Regions from separate parts of the Homo sapiens genome. Here region 2 is linked to region 1. Evidence: chromatin loops called from intact Hi-C (ENCODE). Cell type or tissue: prostate gland. All regions are shown on one strand. Each heading gives the region's core, and the rest is flanking DNA. Links, peaks and the distances in the headings are about the cores only. Region 1 has its middle 250 kb from the start of SLC14A2-AS1. Region 2 overlaps SLC14A2-AS1 (SLC14A2 antisense RNA 1).

The links. Hi-C counts contacts between places; a loop is a spot of excess contacts. Peaks named below come from ENCODE experiments on the same cell type or tissue, not always from the same donor. Only the 100,000 strongest peaks of a DNase experiment are listed, where the experiment ranks them.
Region 2: a loop joins it to region 1, with 2.0 times the contacts of the local background. A loop is called at or near these places in 1 of 110 quality-filtered maps.

Annotation. Positions count from the first base shown.
Region 1 is chr18:45,247,264-45,259,439 of GRCh38, reverse strand. It overlaps a transcript of SLC14A2 not described here. Among named protein-coding and RNA genes, the nearest start is that of SLC14A2-AS1, 250 kb to the left of the region's middle. In prostate gland, for the core only: no CTCF peak of the experiment used is centred there; no DNase peak of the experiment used is centred there.
Region 2 is chr18:45,410,349-45,422,524 of GRCh38, reverse strand. The region is part of intron 8 of SLC14A2-AS1 (SLC14A2 antisense RNA 1); the gene reads left to right. It also overlaps a transcript of SLC14A2 not described here. Among named protein-coding and RNA genes, the nearest start is that of SLC14A2-AS1, 88 kb to the left of the region's middle. In prostate gland, for the core only: no CTCF peak of the experiment used is centred there; a DNase peak (open chromatin) is centred at 6,174.

The sequences.
Region 1 (12,176 bases), core at 3,282-5,781:
ATGAATTCCCATAGATTTGGGGCACACTGCAAACTCCTTTCATTTTTCCAGACAGCAGCAATTGTGCTGTGGCGAATTATCCAAATGCTGTTTCTTTCCCCTGCCCTGGGTTGTCATTTCTCTCCAACATATTATTTCTTCCTGTTTTGCCTCTATGACCCTACAGTGGACATAATTCATGATTCCAAGGAACTTTATTGCTGTCCTAACCCTAAAAATTATTCCAGAGTGATAGGGATCTTTCTCCACCCTCTGAGCAGGAGAGAGGAGATAAGAGTGTACCACTGAAGTTTTCCAAACCTCCCTTTCTTTTCTGCCTGATGTCTTACAGGCCAAAACCACTGCCTTCTATTTGAAAAGCAACTGTAGGGGTTAGAAGGCAGTGTAGCTCCAGAGCTCAGGGAAATCCACGTGTGAGTGTGCCAGTGTCAGCATATGAAGGGACACACTCCAATGAGAATGGTAGTTCCTGGATGAGACGCTGCACTTCTCTGAGGTGATGTAGAGATCAAGGCAGCTGAGAGAAGTGCAAGGCCTGGATTTGAAGAAACTACATTGAGTTCCAGTTCTTCCACCTTCAAATTCTCCTCTAGGAGCCTGATCAAGTCACACCCCTAGTCATCTTTGGAAAGGGGAGAGACAACTTCCATCTCCCTCACTGAGCTGTCATGGGGATCAATGATCTCAGTACTGGTCAAAGCATTTACAAACTGCAAAGGACCACGTGGATGACGTTACTGGAAAATAAGATACTATAACAAAGAATAAAAGGATGATTATTAAAATGGTCATCCAAATCAATTGATCAATATAATTTGCACTTATTATGTCAGGAAGAAGCAATAAGAAAGGTCCTTGCCTACAAGAAGCTTAAAGTTCAGTTGAGAAGACAAAAGTACCTAGCTTATCCAGACTTACACAGCTGGAACCCTAAGAAAGCAGATCAAATCAGGTGCTAAATTCTGGGCTGTAGCATATTGCAATGGTTCTAAGATTTCAGAGGTTTAAATATTTCAGATAGGAAATAATAATATTGATCAAATGTTCCTACTCCTGATACTGGTAATGTTTTCACTGTTGCAACAGGGGTGGTCTGTGAGATTCGGGCACTTCTGGGCATCTGTGCTCCTGGGTTATGGTAGGCTCCTGGGCACTATGTCCTACCATTGTCAACCTCCCATCACAGAAAGGAGGGATGGGAGCCCAGTGTGAGCGTGCAGAGTCCAGGCTTTAGTGTCAGTCAGCCTCGTTCAAATCACATCTCCAAAAGTAACAACAGGTGACCTTGGAAAAGTGATTTATGCCTTTTATGCCTTGGGGGTTATAACTGTAGCTCGCTCATAGGATGGTGGTGAGAATGAAACGGGGGTCTAGGATATGCCAAATATGAAGAACAGTGCTTGGCATATACTAAGTGCTCAGTAAATGCTCATGACAGTTGTGACTACTGTAGTTGTTATTATTACAAGTGTTTTCCAAAGTGCTTCATTTGGGAGCAATAGTCCTTGTGCGTACTAGTTGTGCCTGATATTTCTCCCAGAGGATGTTCTGTGGCTCAAATATGTGATAATTGCCACCTTTTACATGAAAAACAATGCACATACGTTTTGAAACTTGGGAGAAATCCTTAAAGAGATTGAACTTTAGCCAACCTAGGTAATATAAACATACTTGACTATGGGGCCCTTGGGTCCTACTTAACACCAGTGATTTTATACCTTCTCCGCAGGGCACACTTTGGGGAACCTCCTCTATGAGGTTGGAGAAATGGAGGAAATCTCCAATATACTGATATTTTAAGATTGCCAAGAGCTACATAGAAATAAAGAAATCAATTGGAAACAATATTAACCATATTGTAATTTCTAAAAACTCATGACTTGCATATTTTAATTACTAGCTCATTATTTGATTAAAATTGATTGAAATATTAACTTTTCTTCTTGCTGGCCAATAGCTGACCTGCCATTTTATTAAAAGAAGAGAGGAAGAACTTAAGAATTAGCATACAAAGTCTCAATAATGGCAGAAGGGCCATAAGGTATGCATTAGGATTACATGTGTCTCATGCACTGGTAAATACAAAAGTTAGGAATAACTTCCTAGACAACTTAGTCTATTACGTGTGAATTTATCTAAAACTCCTCAGTGTCCATCATCCCTGGAACAACTAATTTCCAAAGTCAAATTGCCACTTTATAGAGTCAATGGATCCAAATGCAGTGATCAGTTTAATGTTCACTTCCATCTCTTTGAAAATGTGTCACTAAAACCAACTTCTACACAAGCCCATCTTGAAAACACTGTCACTCTTTCACATGGGTCCTTCAGAAGAACATGGTAGAGGCATCAGGAAAGAAGGTAAGGGTAGCAGGATGTGACAAAATTTAATGTCTGGCATTGTCTATAGAAATGTAAACAAATACAATTTATCCACATTAGAGCATACAATCTGCAGACAAGAGCAACACTGGTCCATGTAAAGGGGTAATATACGGCCATTTCATGGCCTTGACCATGAGCCCCAGCCTAAGGGACATCACAGGGTACTTATGATGTTTGGTTGACCTTTCAAGGTCTTTCCAGAGCTGATATTCCAAAATCCTAATTTAGGTTATACCTGAGATTTGCCCCTTTTCCCTTTCTTTCCCAACACAGTCAAGAAAAATAGTTTTGAGAAGTAAAAACTGTAAACCATTAGGTTCTGATTTTGGTCATCAATTGGTGATAGCAAGTTTCCTGTTGGATTTGAACCTTCCAGAATCTGTCTTAATGATAGTTCTATCATTGGTAACTAACCCTTTGTTAAAATGAAATTATCACATCAGAGAAGCAACACAAAAGTATGATCCATTAAGATGCCTTCCACCGAATTGAGTTTAACTGTTCCTTAGCACAGGATTAGCTAAGAGGGAATGAGGCATTGGAGTTGTAAGAATCACAGAGAAGGAGAGGCAGGACACAGAAGGCCATTCTTGGCCCTGCACAACACACCTATCAGGAGTTCTCCAGGCAGTTGAACTATCATAAAGAAGTGCCAGGTTTCAGTGGAATTCAAAGAGATGGAAGGGGGTGATTGAAATGAAGATGATGTCAACTTATTTTTTTCCCCACAATTTAGCTTTGGGCTGGCCCTGTTGCTGACACCTCATTCTTCTGTAGCAGCCATAGTTTATCTATTTCTGTTCCTTTAACTCCCAGTGAGAAACAACAATCCAAATACTTCAGTAAGAGTTTTCTCCTCTTTCCTCTACCGTCTGAGATCTAACTAGGGAATGTTAGATAAAAGGTACCACCAGTCTCTTCACCAGGAAATATCAAGTACCCTGGGGATAGGGGTGGACATTTGTTCCGGCACCTCCAGAACGCTGAGTCCCATAACCCAGCTTGTCAGTGGGCGAGACAAAGGCAGGTGTCAGGAATCAAAAGTACAATGACTGCCCCAATTATGAAAGGCTGAAGTCAATTCAAAAGGCTTAGTCTTTTAAGATCTCTAGAAAGCATACATCCGGGCCTTTCTATGCTCTCTGGGATCCCTCTGCCTGGAGGTTTCTGAGAGGTAAAGGGCGGAGGAGCTGCCCACAAAACTCTGCCAAGGACACCATTGAAGGGGGTGCAGGGGGTGCAGGGGCTGGTGGCTTATGCTTTTCCTTTTTAAATATATATATATTTTCCCCCTGCTAGTTAAAACCACAAGTATTTGAAATAATCCCAGAGGAATGAAATCTCAGACCTGTGGAATGTCAGTCGTGGAAATTAAATGGACACCACGTGACCTAGCACATGCCACTGTGGAAAATAAACATGTGGTCCTGAGCAGACCTGCTGTTGACTCTAACATCTTGAGATGACAGGCAATCACTTTCTGAAACCACGGCCAAAGGTAGAGTTCTCCAAAGGTTTCAATCAAGGGTCTTTTAAAGCAAATTGACTATTTGTCTGTGATTCTCTGGCAAAGTAGGGATCTGCTCTTGAATGCTGGACAATGGAGCCCCGGACAAAGCTGCTAAACACACACAAATGCGCTCTCCCTTTTTGGCCACAAAAGACCATGCTGTAAAGAGCCATCTTGCTCAATCCTGCTTGCAGCTGTGCAAAATCAACATCTCTCTCTCTCTCTATTTAAAAGGAGCAATGAGGATGGCTTAACTCTGGTGTGACACTAGAGGTGATGTGAGCCAGCAGTAGGAAGAGAAAACAGCAGGGTGCTACAGCAAGCCCCTGGGAGAGGGAGAAAGTCTGGGTGGATATAAATGCAGAGCCGGAAAAGATGCAGAGAAAGAGAAAGGGTAGCACAGTGTGTTCGGGGGGAATGGGAAAAGAAGAGAGAGAAGGAAAGAAGCAGGAAATGGAAGTGAGTATGGTGAGAGAATTGGCAAGATGGCCATGTGGAGGTAAAGGGGATGGGTAGGGGAGCAAGTGTGCTGGTATTCCTTTCCCTTCACACAGCATTACTAATGCAGAAGGCCAGGCCAGCCAGGCACTGTGCAGCTGGAATCAATCGGAGTAAATGTGGGCGGCTGCCCAGGCCTGCCCCAGGGAAGGGTTGGGAAGTCCTTCCCTCTGGTTTGGCAAAGCCCAGCTTGAGCCTGCCAGCATCATTGGCCTCCTTGGGGCAGCTATGGGGCGCAGGAAGAACGTGGCCCCCTCCAGGCTGCTGCAAACGGAAACCCAGGTCAGGCCCCTGAGGATGGCTTACGGTCCCCCACACCCCACTCCTTGGTGACCTCTTATTTTCACCGAGATTGCTGAAATAAAGAAGATTCAAATAGAGGATTTCTCTCCTCAAACATAGAGACAAGGGAGTGTGGATTCTTCCCAGAGAAAAAGCAAAATCCAGTCAGCTGCCTGCAGGCCTTCAAAGCATGAAAATTGAGGTTGTTTCACAGTCTATGGAAGCAAAAATCTTCACCAAATTGTGCAGTTGGATGGTTTATATTTGCACTTCTCTCCTCTTCCCCTGAGGACCCCTTTCCAAATTTTCAGCATCTCAGCTCATGTGATGGAAATATGTGTGTGGCCTCTAATATGTTAGCTCACTTGCTCTGGGCTGAAGATGCCTAGTGGCTGACATGTGTCCAGGACTTGTCTTCAAGGCTGCTTTCAAGATCCTCTAGGTTCCTGTGTCTCTCCCCAGGGTGCCAGGACTTGGAGTCAAAACCAAATACAGGACATGACAATTTACCCAGTTAACAGACCATTTACCCAGTTAGTAGAGCTGGAGCTCTATTGGTTCTTTGAGGAGGCACATGGCCAGCTGGCAAGAGTGTCGACTGAATGAGAGGAGCTGGTTGACAGTCCCAGGATGGACACTGCCTGGCTGTGTGATGATCGGCACAGGGATCGTCCCAGGACCTGGGACTCCCCACCTATAAAATAAAGCTATGTGCCTGGATGACCCCTAGGGCCCCTTCTAGCGTTCGGTCCTTTGGTTCTGCTATGAAACTTCCTCATGTCCCCCTCATGTCCACTTTCACCAATTTCCAGCAAGCCTTGGATTCAAATAAGATATAATTTGCCCAGATTTCTTTCTAGATATAGAATAGAATCTCCTCACCCACTCAGGCACATGAGAACACTATAGTAAAAACAAAACAAACTATTATTTTCTATAAAAATTTAATTTAGAAAATAGGAATTAAATCAAATATTTCTTAAATCACTTTAATAAGTTCACAAAATTGAAGAAATCTATTTGTTCTCTGAAGATAAGACTTGGAGCCAGAGGTTCAGTTCCATTTTTCAAATGGCTTGGGTTGGGGTGAAGGAGAGGGAAGTATATTCATATATAAAAATGATTAAATGAAAATTTAATCCTTGATTATCCTCCTAACAGCTGCTGATGGAAAATCATGCATGCTCACCAAATTTTAAAGTGCCTGGGCTCTGTGCTTTCAAATTAAGATTTTTTTTTTTTTTTGCAGTCATTTGACTTTTAAAGTTGTAATGAATGTCTGTTTTTCAAAGCATCCAGCATAATGCAGAGAGCAACTATTTTAAGAAGCATTGTGTAGAAGTAATCTGCTCATATCCCCAAATCCCTGGATCTCTCTGCACTCTCTTGGAGCTGCTTCTTGGTCTGCATTCCGTCCTTCGTCCACCGTGTTTTCTATTTTCCCATTTGCTCTTTCCTGCCTCTCAGTACTGGGTGGTCAGGATGCTCCACTTCTCAGCCTGTGTTGGAGCAAGTGTTCTCAAAGTGTTACCCTCCAGCCAGCAACAACAGCATCACCTGGGAAATCATTGCAATGCGAAATATTGGGCCCTACCCTGACCTGTGGAATCAGAAACTCTGGATATACTTCGGCCAAACAATCTGGTTTTAACATATCCTCTGGGTGATTCGGATGCAGAAGGGATTAAGAATTGGAGCAGGAAAAGACTGTAGGGTGGATGGATGCAGCCTTTTTTATTTCATCAGTCATGGCTTTGTTTCCTGAGCACCCCAACATCCATCTTTTTTGAATAGCTGTCCTTATGTTAAATTATCTTATCTGTAGAAATGTTCAAATCTTATATTTAAAAACATGATGGGAGGAAACAGGCATCTTTTGTGACTTTTGTTCTATCCCAGCCTAATCATGCTTTTTAATTCCTATGACCTCTCTCCATTAGGCTCTCTCATTTGCCAAAAAAAAAAAAAAAAAGTCAATATTGCTATGAGTATGTTGCACCAAAGTAAAATTAGAAGTGAAACATCTAACTTTGATTTTAATGTCTCTCAAATTGAGTTTGTAGAGAGTCTGAGCTTTCTCAAGTTTGAACATCATTGATCTAGAACCGTGAGGGTTTCAAATGTGAGTCAGCAGACAGCTCCTGATCCACGCTGAAGTTCTTGTCAGAATAAGGCAAGATGTTTAAGTGAAGAGAGTTTTGTTTTTGTCTTGTTTGCATTTGTTTGCCTGCTTGTTAGGACAAATGACTCCATTTAAATATCTGTTTATGTTCTGGATTATATCCATCTAACTTTTTGTTAATATGTTCTTTACATTCATTGATGTCTATCTATATTTAACAAAGCAAACACTGGGGAACCCTGAGGGACACCCCTCTTAAAAATTGCTGGTGGCAAAATGCAAAAAGTCCAGGAAACACAGATACAGATAATTTCTGAGGTTTTTGTGTGCTTTCAAAATTCTAGCATCTCATCCTCATCTTTCTACTTTCTCAATCTCAGGTGAAAATAGATTTCAAATCTTCTCATGATAGAATTGATTCCTGGGCTTTTTCATGAAGAAAATAAGTCTATGGTTCTGTTACAGATGTTCAGAGGGCAGGGTCTGTCCAGGCCAGAGCTCAACATGAAACTCAGCACACCCTTGGTAGGATTCTCATTGCTGGTCACAATGAAGACCAAGGGCTTTCTATTGCAGAAATAGCTTTCATCAGTAACACAGCCTCTGAGGCAAGCTGTTGCACTAAAGCAAAGATTCGAGGGATGTGTTTCCTCCATGATGATTTTAATGTTCTACAAGCTAATGCGTCTCAGATTCTCCAGACTCTACACCAGGAGAGACTCTGTCATCATCATTAACTGGAGGCTGCTGTATTTGCATAGATACTCTATTTGCTACATGTTATGGGCTTACTGTGTGCTCCCAAAATTCATATGTTGAAGCCTTACCCCAGGACCTTAGAATGTGGCTGTATTTGGAGATAGAGTCTTTAAAGAAGTAATTAAGATAAATCAAGGTCATTAGCATAGGCCTTAATCCACTATGACTGGTGTCGTTATAAGAGGAGGAAATTAGGACACAGATACATACCTTACAGAGGGAAGGCCACGTGAAGACACAGGGAGATGGTCTTCTGCAAGCCTAGGAGACAGGCCTCAAAAGAAACAACGCTGCAGACAACTAGGTCTTACACTTTTAGTCTCCAGGATTGGTGCTTTAAATATCTGTTGTTTAAGCCATTCAGTATGTGTTTTTTTGTTATGACAATCCTAGGAAACAATACACTACCGAGGTTGTGAATCATGATGCATGTGCAGGAGAAGAGTACTTTTCTGACCAAGAGGGTAGTTTGGGCCTCTCGAATATAGTGGAAAGTATTTCCGAGTAAGATTCTTTTCTAAGAATGAATTAATGGCATTTGCAGCAACCTGGACAGAATTGAAGACTATTATTCTAAGTGAAGTAACTCAGGAATGAAAAAGCAAACATAGTATGTTCTCACTCATAAGTGAGAGCTAAACTATGAGGATGCAAAGGCATAAGAATGATACAATGGACTTTGGGGACTCAGAGGGAAAGGGCAGGAAGAGGGTGAGGGATAAAAGACTACAAATTGGGTTCAGTGTATACTGCTTGGGTGATGGGTACACCAAAATCTCACAAATCACCACAAAAGAACTTATGTAACCAAATACTTTAACTGTTCCCCAAAACCTATGGAAATAAAAAATTAATAAAAAGATTCTTTTTCTAATGTCTATGGCTGAATTATGAAGTTTTCTCAACCTGATTTCTCTGCAGCCTTCTGCTAACTCTTTCAGAGGAGCAGTGAATATTATTTCTGGTAGGACCTACACACTTTTCCAGTTAACTTGCCTCAGGCATCTCATCTTCAAAGTTTCCCATAATGTTCACAACTGGCTTTCTATTCAGGAAAACATTCCTATAAAGATAACCTTCTTTCTCACCCGAAGATGTCTCAAAGCCAAAAAAAAAAAAAAAAAAAAAGGAAGAAGCCACTAGCCAGAGGATTCAGTTGTAAGACAAGTACAGGAACATTCAGCCCTTTTGACCTCCTGGGTCTTTCTCAATCCCGGGGCAGCACCATTCAGTGGGTTTCCCATGGAAAATCCTGATCTAATACTACCCATCCCCAGATAGAGCTCTGGAGACAAGGGCAATGGGAAGGATGTTTAGAAAGTAGAAAGAACAGGAAGTGAGTACAGCAACGATGGAAAGGAAAAACTCAAAGTGAGAGAGAAAACAAGAGTCATAAAAATTAGCACAAAGGAAGGAGAGAAAAAAGAGAACAAAGAGGAGAAAATAAGAATAAAATTAATAAGGGGGGGAAGAATTAGGCTATGTATGACAATCACGTGTTATAAAGTAGTCATGGAATAAAACGAGATTAAAATACCAAAGAGGACTAGTTAAAAATGTGGCCCCAAATGTGTGCATGCGTGTGTGTTTGTAAATGGTACTCATGATCTAAAGCCAAAAAGTCAAACTGGACCTAATGCTGTGAGCAGAAAAACATGATATAGATGCTCATTAGTACTGCTTTAAGTGCCTTTTGTTGATTTTAGTCACTTGTTTCTTTAAAGTGACCATATTTTCAGTAGTGTTATCAATGTTTGTTAGTAAATCATATCACATGTGTGAGTTTCCACATGTGGGTTCACATTCCACTTTCATTTCAAATCCAAGATCTGGCCTTAGTGAGGGTCCATCTTTTCTTCTGGTGGCTATTAGGTTGATAATTTAGTCAATGACTCTGATTCATAGAATGAATTCAACATTTTTTTTTTCTTTTTAGAGACAGAATCTTGCTCTGTCACCCAAGCTGGAGTACAGCAGCACAATCATAGCTCACTGCACCCTTGAACTCCTGGGCACAAGGGATCCTCCCATCTCAGCCTCCTTAGTAGCTAGGACTACAGGTGTACACTACCATGCCCAGCTAATTTTTTAATTTTAGTAGAGACAGAGCCTTGCTATGTTGCCCAAGCTAGTCTTGAACTCCTGGACTCAAGCGATCCTCCTGCCTTAGCCTCTCAAAGTGCTGGGATTGCAAGTGTAAGCCACCATGCCTGGCCAAATAGATATTTTCTAAAGGAATTATACCATTCATTGCTGTCAAGGGTTGTGCCTGGATGTAAGGAGAGAGACTATTCATCAGACAGAAGAGGAGATAAAATCAGAGAGGCCAGATGTTTCTTAAAAGACCACACATTCATTGAAATTCAGACCAGTTACTCAACCTCTCTGAGATCAGTTATGTCTTTTCTCAAATGAATGTTTTATAATAGTTGTTTCAAGAATTTTTGAGAATATTAAAAAAAAAACAATGCTTAGAAAGTAAATAGCACAAACCCAGAGCAGCTGCTCAACGCATGTTCAGCACACACACAGGCACACACACACAGTTAGCAATACTCCACCCTTTGCATGTACATACAGGGCAGATAAAAAAAAAAAAAAGGCTGGAGCATGACTATGCAAAAAAAATTTTATAATAGTTTTTAATGAAGGAAACATCTCCAAAAATGTACTTATATAAAATATATTTCCTTCTCTATTGATACTGAGGCAAACACGCTTATAAATGGAGTTATCGGTTGCTCCCAAGTGAAGCTGCTTACACACATGAACAGACACATGTGTATATGTAGTCCTGTGCTGTGCTTGCTATCTTAGAGGTAACCCCCAAAGGACGCTGGCTCCTTTCTTCTATTTCCTTGAAAAGGCACTAAAGGGAATTTAAAAGAGAAAAATTATGGAACGTGGACAGCAATGAAAATATCATTTCACTCAGGTTCATAAATCATTTAAAAATTTCTTCTCTCATTTCCCTCCACCCCGCAGATTTATTGAAAATTTATCACCAGTCCTTTCAGGGAAGCTTTTCCCTGTTTAGAAGAGAGAGGAGAATTTTGACCTAAATTGCCTAAGAGCTAAGCCAGAATACCGTTGAAGTTCTGTGGCTCCATTTCAAAACTAGCTTGTGTTTTACAGAATTTCAAACATCCAAGTCACTTCCAGTCACAGGAGCTAAAATTGGCCAGGGTGGAACTTGTGGCTGTCAGAACTGATAAACATTTCCTGAATGCCAATTGGTTGGAGAGCCATGTCTCTGCATGCCATTAAAATAGTCTGAAGTCTACCTCAACATGTAACCCCAAGTTCCAACTGCTTGTCGGGAAATTGAGACTTTGTTTGAACAAGCTCAACCAACTTTTTTAGTCCCACATTCTGTGGTCCAGGGGTCTTATGAGGGCTGAGATCTCGGGGGGAACAGGCCAAGTCCTCCTGTTTCATGCTGGGATAAGAATAATCAAGCTCAAATCCCTTCTGCCCAGGGATCAGGAACTGTCTGCATGCACTAGTGCCTTTCATGAACCTCAGACAGGCCCTCATGTCTCAAGAACAGAAGAAATAACAATCAAATCAAAGCATCCGGTATTTGCTATGGGACGATAAAATGGGTTTGACAATGACTATGACTTTTTTCTGTGTTGGAGGATCTTTCTTCTCTAAGGCACAGTTTTTCCTTGGCAAAACTGAGAGAGGGTGTTGCTTTTTTGCCACCTCCCTACATTTCCTTCCTCTTCCAATCAGTGACTCTTGCCAGCTAAGCATTTACTGCACAAATCTAAATTATCCTGCTACCATCTTCTCAATGGATTATTGACATATACTCTCAGAACCTCACTGATAGAAAGGGGTTTTTTTGCTCCCTACTGACAAATTCAACCAGAGCCAGTTTAGGCACAAGGAGAACTTAAGAGCTCAACTGGATGCTGGAAGGGCATGGATGTTATGGGCCCCAGGGACACCAGGAATCAGGAATTGTAATTCCACCACCTTCCTCTCTCATCAATGCTTCTGTCTGTGTCAGCTCCATTCTCTCCTACATAGATGAGCTTCTTTGGTCATGAGAGACATGGTTGCTTACAACTCCAGTGCCTCGTATCACAGCACCAGAGAATTTCTTTTGGAGCCTGAGTTCAAAAATGCTGAAGAAGTGCTTTGACTGTGTTAATATGAAAAAAAAAAAAAAAAGGCCTACATTAACAGAATAACCAACTGATGTCAGCAGGCTAAGATTCTATAATTGGTCCAGTTTGTTCAGGGGGTGAGATCTGTTAGAGCATGACAGATCTCACTTGAACTACTGAATGAGAAGGGGAGTACTGTATTTCTAGAAGAACGAATAGACAGAGTTATATATGTTTATCAGAGAAATCAACAAATGCTTGTAAAACAAATCTCTCTCCCACATCTAAATCTGAATACAGATAAGTAACTGAGGCCAGAACCCAAGGATGTTTAGGTCATAGGTCCAGGCCTCCACAATCCGTTGAAGGAAGCCACACACCATTACTCTCCTTATCAGCATTTCTTCAACATTACTTGCTCAATTCTCGCAAACTTATATAACTTTTTATACAATAGATGTGTTTATGGAAAATGTGTATAAATCAATTTTTCTAAAGAAAG
Region 2 (12,176 bases), core at 5,133-7,632, 160 kb before region 1:
CCACGCCTCCCCTTCCACCTCACGCTTAGCCTAAATCTGTGTTCCTCACTTCCTCATGCACCCTGGTTCCCTTTTCCATGTTTTCATACTATATGAGTGGCACCAACTATTTCTTCTAACTCCCTAGACTCAAATTTGCCTCTCTTCTTCTTACCTTCCCTGTCTTACAGCTCCCAAATCCAGTTATTTTTTGCTAGTGAAATCTCTATATTCACAGACCACACCTTTATTGGGACCTTCTCATACCTCATTTTCAAACCACTGTAATAGCTGCTGCAAACAGGCCTTGGATCCAGCTTCTTCCTGCTTGAGAGTACCCAGTGTCCTCTTGCCAGATTGACAGTCTTCCAACACCTCATTAGTCATGCTACTCCCCTGCTCAGAAACCTGCTATAGCTCCCTATTTCTAACAGACAAGACCCTCGGGCCTCTTTGGCCCTACCTTCTCTGAGAGATCACATTTTCAGCTTCTCTTCTCCATGTTGTACTTGCTATTCAACAAATACTCCTATCTTTCCCACTCATTCTCATTTCTGTGGTATAACCTCCTGTCCCATTGGATGTGTCATATTCTATTCAAGTCCAAAGTCAAGACCTCCTCCTCCAGGAAGCCTACCTTGTCTGCTGAAAATAGTGCTGATGCACTTTTGTCCAGGCATGATCATTCAGCGTTGGATTAGTGGCTGATTCACATTGACATTTTAAGGTTTGGGACCAAACATAATTAACTCTTAGGCATTCATCTCTCCATTCTTTGAGGCCTTCAGAGGTCGTGTAGGTCATCCTACATGCTTGGTGAGGAGAGCATTGTGGGTTCACTGGTAGTCTGTGATTGGTCAGCTGCATGGCCAGTGCATTCATTTGCACAGATTTGACTTTTGAGAAAAGGATACAAAGATCAGCCATTACAATGTAAATTTTTGAGGAAATTTAAATTAAGTAAAAATACGGACCAAAAACATCGCCTTAACACATGGCCACATAGCTGATGCTGCTCGTTCTATCTTCAAGATGTTCTGATGAACCCTTAGGTCTAGCACACTCCTCTCTGCTGGTACATGCCACTCATACCTGTTGAAATGCGTGCTTCCCAAGAATCAATTGTGTTTGTTCCCAAACCTTTTTATGCTGGTTGTAGTTATAATTTATTTAAATATTATGCAAAACTGTGAACTATGAATGCAAAGAGGGTTGTTGATTTGACAAAAAAACAAGTTGATTGCTTTGGAAAGAGCCAGTAAATGGGAAATTGATTAAAAAAAAAAAAAGGATCGATGTTAAATAGAATGTGGGTGGGACAACTCTAAGAGATTAGTTAAAAATAATAAAATTCTGCACGTAGATAGCTCATAAAATACATTTTAGGTTCTTGATTCACTTTAAAGAACCCAAAGCTAGATAATGTAAATAATGTATTCTTGGAATGATTTGTGGAGGGAAAGGATGCAGAACTTTAATGAGAAGAAGTTTATTTAAGAAAAAATCAGGCCGGGTGCGGTGGCTCATGTCTGTAATCCCAGCACTTTGGGAGGCTGAGGTGGGCAGATCACGAGGTCAAGAGATTGAGATCATTCTGGCCAACATGGTGAAACCCCATCTCTATTAAAAATACAAAAGTTAGCTAGGCGTGGTGGTGCATGCCTGTAGTCCCACCTACTCGGGAGGTTGAGGCGGGAGAATTTCTTGAACCCGGGAGGCGGAGGTTGCCGTGAGCCAAGATCACACAACTGCACTCCAGCCTGGCAACAGAGTGAGACTCCGTCTCAAAAAAAAAAATAATAATAATAATAAAAATAATTCCACCTGTACCAAACGATTGGCAAATAAGTGCATATTTATAAGTTTAAAATCATGTTTAAAAGAATTTGACCATCCTTTCCTATTATCAACCATTATTCCAGATTATATCAGATTAAAGGAATTCTTTACCACTCAACCTCAGCATGGGTAGAACATTTTCCAGTTTGGGGGCAGAAACAGGGTAGTATCATCTTCTGAATACCAGAACCTGACACATCCACATGTGAGCTGCAAAGATACACCTCTGTGATACTTAACCTCCAAGACATGCCCCCTTCCCACACCATCCTCGTGTGGATCTGTGGATCTTTATTTCCTGGAGTTCACACCTTGTATAATTCTCACTCTCATTGAATCAGGCTGTCCTATGTGATCAATAGAATACACTAGAAGTTATGGTATATGACTTCCAAGGCTGGTTCATAAAGACGTCTTGCTTAGTATCTTGAATAACTCACTCTGAGAGAAGCCAGCCACCATGTTTTGAGGCCACTCAAGCAACCCTGTGGAGAGATTCGGGTGGGGAACTGAGGACTCTTGCCAACAGCCAGCACTAACTTTCCAGCCATGTGAGTGAGCTGCCTTGGAAGTGCATCCTCTAGTCCTGGTCAAGTCCTCAGATGACAGCCATAGCTGACATCTCATGAGAGATCCCAAGCCAGAACTACCTGGCCAAGCTGTTCCCAGATTTGTGACCCATGGAAACTGTGAGAAATATTAAATGACTATTGTTGTTTTAAGCCATTATATTTTGGAACAATCTGTTATGCAGCTTTAGGTAACATGGAATTTCCCAAACAGAGCAGCTATTTCTAAGCAGGGAGAACCGGAGGTGAATCATATTGAGTACTATTAGCAAGAATGCCCACTCTACTGAAAGTGCAAAGGACACACTGATTTTTGTCCTCATTAATTACATAAAATAAAACTGGAGATTTTTTTTTTTTTTTTGAGTTGGAGTCTTCCTCTGTCGCCCAGGCTGGAGTGCAGTGGTGTGATCTCAGCCCACTGCAACCTCTGCCTCCTGGGATCAAGTAATTCTCCTGTCTCAGCCTCCAGAGTCACTGGGATTACAGGCGTGCGCCACCACACCTGACTAATTTTTGTATTTTTAGTACAGGTGGGGTTTCACCACATTGGCCAGGCTGGTCTCGATCTCCTGACCTCAGGTGATCCGCCTGCCTCAGCCTCCCAAAGTGCTGGGATTATAGGCATGAGCCACCACGCCCGACCTGATAAAATGTTTTAAAAGTTCATTTTGAACTGCTTCTGGGACAGAATGACAACACAAAACAAGTTTTCTCAATAGTTTGATATTCAAGAGTAAGGAAGAGTGAAGGGGCATCAGAGAGAGAATCATTTTCCTCCTGTTCATACTTTAAGCCTCACCTACACACATCATACCCCTTAGCAGAATAAAAGGGGCCTGTGAGAAACTTTGGGGATCATCCCAGTCAGGGTGTGCTTTAGGAACCCTGGGTTCCCGGCACAATTCCATGAAGATTCTCCACCACATAGAGTGAATATGTTTCTCTTGTTAGTTTCAAAGGATAGCACTCTTATAATAATAGCAGGCCTAATAGCAGCAATGCTTACTGGCAGGTTGGTCATAGCTTAGTGAGCACTGGTCAGAAACATTTATCACTTTTTTCCTCTTCACAAAACACACATTAAATCTTGAGAAATCAAATGAAGAGACTCTAGCAGTATCTTTGGTGCTTCAGCCTGAACAGCCCAAATATAACCAATTGCATTTTCCTAACCGTCCTCCCCTCTGATTGCTAAGCCATGGATCTGATGCTTGCACCAGGAGTGGACCCTCTCCCCTCCTCTGACACTGCACTTCAAAATCACTACCAAAATGGAGATGCCTTTTTTTTCCTCAGAAGGAAAATAAGAGAAAGCTAGTTGAACAGGGATTAGAGGTAAATCCACCTCCTCAGATGATGAAACAACTTCTAAAATGTCTTCGTTCGTCCTTCTCACCCCAGTCTCATTTAAATTTTCTATCACTTTGATCACATCAATATTTTGCTTAAGAACCTGAAATGACTTTCTGATGCCATCCAAATAAATGCCCAGGCATATTAGGAAGATATTCAAGACCCCTGGTAACCAAGCTTCAAATCTGACCTGAAGGTACCGTTCCAGTTTTATCTCTACTGACGACTCATGGATGTGAACCTGGGTCCTTGACAAATGCTGGCTTTTCTCAGACTCTACCAAACACTCATATGTCTCCTACTTCACTCCTGCTATCCTCTTTCCCTGGAATGCTCTCCTTCCAATCACCAGCCTTCTACACTTTCTTGTAGCTTAGTTGTTTCAACACCACATGCAACAGACGCCCTCTTATGACAATGCCAGAGATGGCTGCCACCTCTAGTGGCACTTCTGTGCCACTCACAAGACATTTGTTTCTTATTAAGAGTGCAGTAACTATCCAGGTTCTTTATGTCTCGTCTCCCTCCAAGCTTGTGAGTACCCAGAGGATAAGAATCAGATTTCTTTTATTGCTGTTCCCCCCACACACCTAGCAGTGTCCTTGGCATTTACAACTACCATAATATGATGAATAAATGAATATTGTTGCTTTTCTAAAACTTATTTTACTGACTCATATATACATTTATTTCAAAGGAAAAGCAACAAAAAGACAAGAGCAGGGATGTGACATGAGATGGATGGTGCTATTTCCCTGAATAGCTGCACCCAAGTCTTCCCACTTAGCTGTTTTTCATCTTCACATCCAATCATTTAGCTTCATTTGATTGGAATGACTACAGGTTCCTCTTATAAAAGAGTGTTAGAAGTTGGCAATATTGGTGGCTTCCTAGAAGGTATGACTAGGTGGGAACTTAAAAAAGTCCTTTCCTCCTTGAATGCATTCTTTAAAAAATATTATTTACTGATTTCTGAAATTCCTCCATTTGAGATTTTTTTTTAAGTAATTATCTTCAGGAGAGGTCACACTTAAGGCAATGACAATTATTATCAACAATAACGATGATAAAAGGTGATATGGTTTGGCTGTGTCCCCACCCAAATCTGCTCTTGAATTTTAGTCCCCATAATCTTCACATGTCATGCAAGGGACCTGGTGGGAGGTAATTGAATTGGGGGCGGTTCCCCCCATGCTGCTATTCTCCTGATAGTGAGTGAGTTCTCAGAAGATCTGATGGCTTTATAAGGAGCTTTTCCCTCTTTGCTTGGCAGTTCTCCTTCCTGCCATCATGTGAAGAAGAATGTGTTTGCTTCCTCTTCTGCCACGATTGTAAGTTTCCTGAGGCTTCCTAAGCCATGCAGAACTGTGAGTCAATTAAATCTCCTTCTTTTATAAATTACCCAGTCTTGGGCAGTTCTTTATAGCAGCGTGAGAATGGACAAATACAAATGGCCTGTAAGAAATAAGGTCTAGGGACCAAGGAAGTTGAAAAAGAAAAGGTAAAAGAAAGGATCACCAAAAAGGGGAAGTGTTAAGATGCTTAAAAAAAACCCCATAATTTGTTGAATTTGCTGAAGCCTGGCTTTATCCCTAGTAGAATTTTGTAAGGTGACTTTTCACAGATCAGAAAACCTCTCTGCTGATAAATAACCAAAATCCTGATATTTTTTAAACCCACCAACCCCTAGCTCTAACATAATTGCCTATGATAGAGAGCCAGCTGTATCCTTGTGATGTAATTATTTTCTTTCTAGGGTCCATCTTGCGGATTTGTGTGGATGTGCACAAGTACCACATGTGTGTACACACACGTGCTCCATAGGCACTGGGACCTCGCTGATCCTTTACACCCCACTCATTTTCCCTCCTCAGATGATACATCAGAAGCACATTGTGATTTCTGGGTGTGTATTAAAACATGATCTATGGAAAATAAATTAACCTAATAAAATATATTCAAATGATCAAATGTCCTATAAAGGTAATTTGAGAGAGGAAAAAACCTGCTGGTTTTGATGGCAGCTTAAAATATCTCTTATTTCTCATAAATAATACGGTAGTTAAATACCCATTTTACTTATATCATGTTAATGAGTTCTAGATGCCATTCCCAAATGCTCATCCTTCTCTCATTAAGCCTTCCCAATAATAGTGACAATAACAATAACAACAATGATCATATACAACAAAGACCAAAGATCACTGGAAAGTTTTCTTCCCCAAAGAGGAATTTTTGAATGGCTGCACTCTGCGCCTTGAATGCATTATGGTTAATTTCAGATTCCGAGGATGATTAACTCTGACTGGTGGAATAAAAGGCCACGACCAATTATTATTCAGAAAAATCCTGCTGTTTAGCCAAAGAGCGTACAGTGCAATCCAGTCCTTGATGTTCCTGTGATAAACGCTCACATGACAAGGTTATTTGGTGTAGAGCAGCCAGAGTGGTTGCTATGGCAACCTGTTCACAATGCTCATAAATCTGAGGTGTAGTTATCCTTGCTGTGTATGCAAAAAAAAAAAAAAAAAGGAAACAAAAAAGGAAACCTACAAAGCCAACTCAAGTGGTTTAATTTACAGTGCTGCCTTAAAAAAAGAAAAAAATAGGCAAATGAATTCTAAGATAATAGACCTCTCCATATTATATTCTTTCACAATACAGGCACTTAGGACTCAAACGCTCTCTTCAACGCCAAAAAGACTTTTAAGATAATCATTATGGTAGAGAATATAGGTCATCATTAGCACCAGGAGTGACAAAAATAAAAGAGGTGGTTAGAAATTCGAGTTTGCCAGCATCAATTGTTTTCCCTTGGCGCAGTTAGCAATGCAAACAGCTGTTGACAGCACATCAGGACAGGTACATCGATGGGGAACAAATGGCTTTTTCAGTCGCTGCTTCCCAGAAATGATGGGCTGTAAGTCTAACAGGCCAAAGGTCAAGCAGACAATGATGAAATATCCCCCACAGACCCAATGTCAGGTGGTTCGATGTTAAGATCGCTGTGATATGGTCTCTCAGCCTTGATTTCAGCTCCACTCAGCCCCATTAGAAATAAGGGCAGCCTATTAAACCAGCAGGTAGCAAGGCTTTTCTCATTTCGGGTATAAGCTCCCTGGCCACCTGGCTTTTTGACCCCCTGTGGTTTATTTCAACCATTATCAGTTTTCTAAATAAAAATTGGGGAACAGTTGAGCCCATTGAAGTGGTAATTCTTTAACACTTGGAAATGTGAGAGCCATTGGCTCTGCAGTCATCAAGAATGACAGAGAAGTCTAATATGATAATGGCCTGGTTCAAATTAAGACTAATATTTGACTTATGCCATCAGATAGTGAAGATGGCTCGATTACAGAGCTTTGATGGGGAAATTCATTATGTCATCAAGTCCCAGGGTATACACACATACTGGGACACTCCAAGAGTACAAGAAATGACACATTTGTTTGAGCAATACAGAAGTGCTCAGTCGTATAAAATTGGAGAGAATGAGGATAGAAACACACCCCCTGACCCCAGGTCTCAATTCTGATCCAAAGCATGTTTCTTTACTAGTCTGCAGTAAAGAGTAACTACAAGACTTGGGGGCTTCCAGCAACCTGCACGAAAGGTCAAGAATATCCTGACCAAGAAATTTTTGGTAGCTACATACCTGGCTCATGTCAGGGTTAGCAAGTATATACACAATTTATAAAAATTTGCTTCACTTAAATTTTCCAGCATGTCTAAAATTCTCAAAATAACCTTTTTGGTTTAAGATACAGCATCTCCTTTAAAAAAGCAGGCACCCTTGTAATTTGGAGAGGTTAAACATGTAGACTTTCATGCAAAGAAGCTGATCGGACTCTGCTGAAAATAAATTAACACACTGGGCACTTAGTATGTGAGGAGCTCTGAAAGGAGAGAAGGGAAGGCTGGGGAATTACAAAAGTTACTTGCCTCTGAGACTATGAGATCCTTGAGGGCATGAACTGTACTTTTCTATATATATATATATATATATATATATATATATATATATTTTTTTTTTTTTTACGCTCGGTGCCTTGCACCGCACCTGGCATGTGAAAAGGCCCACTGTATCCTAGATGAATTGATGCAATTATAAAATTATTTGAAAGAAGACTAACTTTCCTCTGAAAAAGTGGATTGCATGAATGCCCAAATATTCTTTTTTTTTTTAAGTTCTGGATTACATGTGCAGAATGTTCAGTTTTGTTACATAGGTATACACGTACCAAAATATTCTAATTCAGATTCTGTTGGATACATGGATGGATAGGTAGGAAGAGAGAAGAGACTGATGAGAGAGGGAAGAAGGACTTTTCTCCCTTTTAAATTGTTGGGTACTTCAGAAGAGTCCCCTGTTCCCAAACAGTTCATTATTCTAGAATTCCAAAAATCATGGAAGATTCTGAGTGTGCCATTATTATTTAGCTAGGGCCACTTCCCAGCTGAGAATCACCCAAGGTGAGGTTTTAGTTGAACTTCATGCACTGTACCTCAGCTCAGTCCAGCAATTGTGCATGTTGAGTGCCAGGCTTGACATCCATGCCTGGAGTGGCACACTTTTCTCTTGGCCAGGTCAAAGCTCATTCACCACCCATATGATAATAAATCAGAGTTTTCCAAGACTGACTTGCTCCATTTGCAGTAAATAATAAATTATGCAGGTCCTTATTCTCACAATACTCCACAGCAAGGAATGATTCATGTCCCTATTTGGTAATACTGATGTGGACTTTCTTTAATTGAATACTTTTTTTGTACGAGGCACAGGTCTCATTCTTCAAATATAGACCTCCACGTGATTTTCTTTTTTTTTTACGCTCTATTAGTATACCTGTGGGGGTTTTCACTCACATAATATTTACCTGTATGATCTCATTTGATCTTCACAAAACACCTAACAAGCAGGCACTATGGTTACCTTATTTTATACGTGAGATAACTGTGGCTTAGGTACCAAGTTAAGTACTTTTCCTAAAGTCATACAGCTAGCATGATAAGTTAGTAGAAATGGGATCCAAACTGTTGCTTCAGAACTCCACACATTAACTACCATGGCTCAGCACTGGCAGAAAGAGAATTTCTGATCAACTTGCCAAACAACAATGCTGGAGCTCAAGAAGCCATGTTTCGTAAGACAGTGGAATTTCAAATCTACAATGTTGCCATGACCTTATAATTCTGACTGCTCCTTCTTAAGCAGGGAGAGGAAAGAGTGCCACACTGAAAGTCAGGAACTAGGGTCTGAGTCCAGATGAGGAGAAAGAAGAAAGAAAACGGAGCTGAAGAATGCCAAAATAGTATCACTGCTTGAATATATTAGTTTTAACTCAAGCACTCTTTGATGGAACCACCTTCATTGGCCTCCTCATCATATTGCAACACAACCCTACAAGTATCTCTACAATTTTACTGTCTCAGCAGGAGGCCCTATTGCTTAAAAGAAAAAAAGTCCTTTTCTGGATGTAGAAACAATTGAGTTTCTTGTTACTAAAGGGAGGAGATTCTCCGCAACAAATTTGCTTAAGAAAACCTCCCGATGCCCTTTCTCTGTAGATCTGTAGATAACATGATAGCATTAGATAACATAAGCTACTCTGTGTAATTATCTTTTTATACATAAGCATTGGCTCCCCTCCTGGACCATAAGCTTCTTTCGGATGGACCCTAGGTTCTATTTGTCTTTATCTTCTCCCTAATGATTGACAAAAAGCATTTCAGAAAAACAACAGTAATGAAAAACGGACAACCTTAAGATGGTTTCTGATTTCAAGAAACCAGATTCTTTGAAAACAAATCTGGTCCCCGCACTTTTGCTTTCTCTTGAAAAACCAGAAGATCTGGTGACACTTGTCCCAAATTCTTGCATGGAGATGAGCAGTAGCTATTCCCTTCAGTTAGGGCTTGCCACACTTCCACCCTGTCACCTCCACTTACTTAGACCACCTGCCTGGCCATATGAGCATTTGGTTGTGAGAACCCCACAACAAAGAGGTGAGAAACAGGAAAGGGCAAGTCCCTATGACTCAGCCTTACAGCATTCTTCTACCATCTCAGGGGTGGCTGCTGTGATACAGCTCATCCACCATGATGTGTGCTAGTGACTTCTGTCCCACTTGAGTACACTTTATCTATCTTACTGTTTACCCCCAGAGAGAAGGGGTCCTCATGGCAAGAATATTTCAAGGGACTGAGGAGAAGCAGATGATTCCTCTGGGGGGTGAGGTTCTGGGCTGGCTCTAGAAGTGATGATGAAAGCAGGCACATGAGCCCTTGCTCCTGTGAAAGTCCCCAGTTTGAGCCAAGAATATCAGCCAACCTGGCAGGACCACAGGTTGCATTTAGGAATATAAGTTAGAAGACCTGAAACTTTCCTGTTTTCTCTCTTCTCAGTTCTAGTGACTGCTAATTTACTAGTTATTAGGTCAAAGAGTTAAGCAATGAAAAGCACGGTGAACAAAAATACCTATGGGAGGTACACTGATTTCCCAGGATAAAACATTGTTCACTGTGGAAAAAAATCCCCACAATACTATGACCTTGTAAAATCTCCCAGCAAAGCTGTCACCCCATGAATAAGACCTTGGCCTTACTCTGCAATCTTCATTCAGTTGTTCAGCAGCTTATGCCAGGCAAGTCTTGAGGCAGTGGGAGATGCAACAGCAAACTAACAACAACAAAATACTTGGTTCCTGCTTTTAGGGGCATATGCTTCATTTGGGGAGACAGATACTGATTAAATAAGTGCCAGGATGGAAGGAGAAAGGAATCCTATGGACGGATTCAGACTTTTTCTTGGTTGGGAGTGCATGTGTTCATGGAGGAGAGGGTGTCTCCAGGGAAAGCTTCCTTGAAATACTGGAGTTTCAGGATACTGGCTGATACTGACTCAATCATCCATGACATCTGTTCTGGTGCTCTTCACAGAGTAGGTGCTGCGGACCTTTGTACCAGGGGATCCCACCAAGACCACCATATTAACTGCTCCTCATCTCTAAGGTCAAGCATCTCATCTTCTGGTGGCTTTATCTGACATTCACTGTTCTTCCCTGGCTGAGTGGTCCTCAGTGGCCTTCCCATATTTTCCTCTCAGCTCACTACACATGTGGTAATTGTAAGCCAAGGACTTATCATCTTTATTACCTGTGCATCGGAAACTGGGTGTATGTTTTGGGTGAATGTTGAGTGGATAGCGATCTAGAAGAAAAGAGAGATGGCACGGTTTGCACTTTGGGTGGCTTGAGGGAGCTGAATCTGTGTGATATGGGGAAGACTCAAATCTGTTTTGTGCTCACAAAGGTGAAAAACGATATCCCTTCACTGTGCTTCTGTTGTATAATTTCCTTCACTAGAGTTTTTAACAAAATAAAGTTTTATTTCTAAGGCTAATTCCTTTGTGTCCTAAGACTGAGTTGATGAGATTCCATTTATCTTAATAAAAGCAAAGGAACTAATTTAAATTAGCAATTTCTGGTGAGATTACCAGGCTAAATACAAAAGCACTGGATAAATTTACACATTAAGCTCCTGTGTAGTCCATGTCTAGCACTTAATCACACACACACACATAGCACACAGAGTCAGTTCTCAATGTTTGCAATCATTATGTTTTATAAAGTTGCTGCAAACACTGAATTAGTGAATTCTGAACTATTGCTCGTAAGGGAATACAGGGTTAGGTTCCTGCAAGCTTCTTATCACATCATTGTTGCCAATCAATACATAATCTTGCTTTATGTGTGTTTCTGTTTAAAGTATAAGAGTGTAGTTAAAGTATAAGAAAAATAGAACCTAGGGTCCATCTGAAAGAAGTTTATGGTCCTGGATGGGGAGCTAATGCTTATGTATAAACAGATAATTATACACAGTAGCTTGTGTTATCTAATGCTATCACGTCATCTACAGATCTACAGAGAAAGGGCACTGGGAGGTTTTCTTAAGCGAGGAAGTCTGCCAATGCAAGAAGGCAGAGCATAGCTTTATTTATCTCAGCTGGAAATGTGCACATCAGGTGACTCAAAGTTTTCACCACTCTGCACATGTCTGTGGAAACACTGGATTATTGATTTGGGGGTCACAAATACATTTTAGGGAGTAGGCTAATTTGTAAATATGGAATCCACAAACAATGATGATCAACTGTATATATAATATAGAGAAATACACCTGTATACTTAAGTATATTCCTCAGTGCTGTAGCTGGCTGTAGTGAGTGCCCAATAAACAGTTTTTACATAAATAAGATTTGTTATTCAATATAGTAGAAAAATAAAACATTTTAAGAGAGAGTTTATATATATATCATATGAGGTTAGGCAGTAACGCATATTTAGTAGTAAATGCTACTAAACCTAATTTAATTTTTTGATAATGCACCTCATAGATTTATATTAAGACCATCCCAAATGACCTGCCCATGAA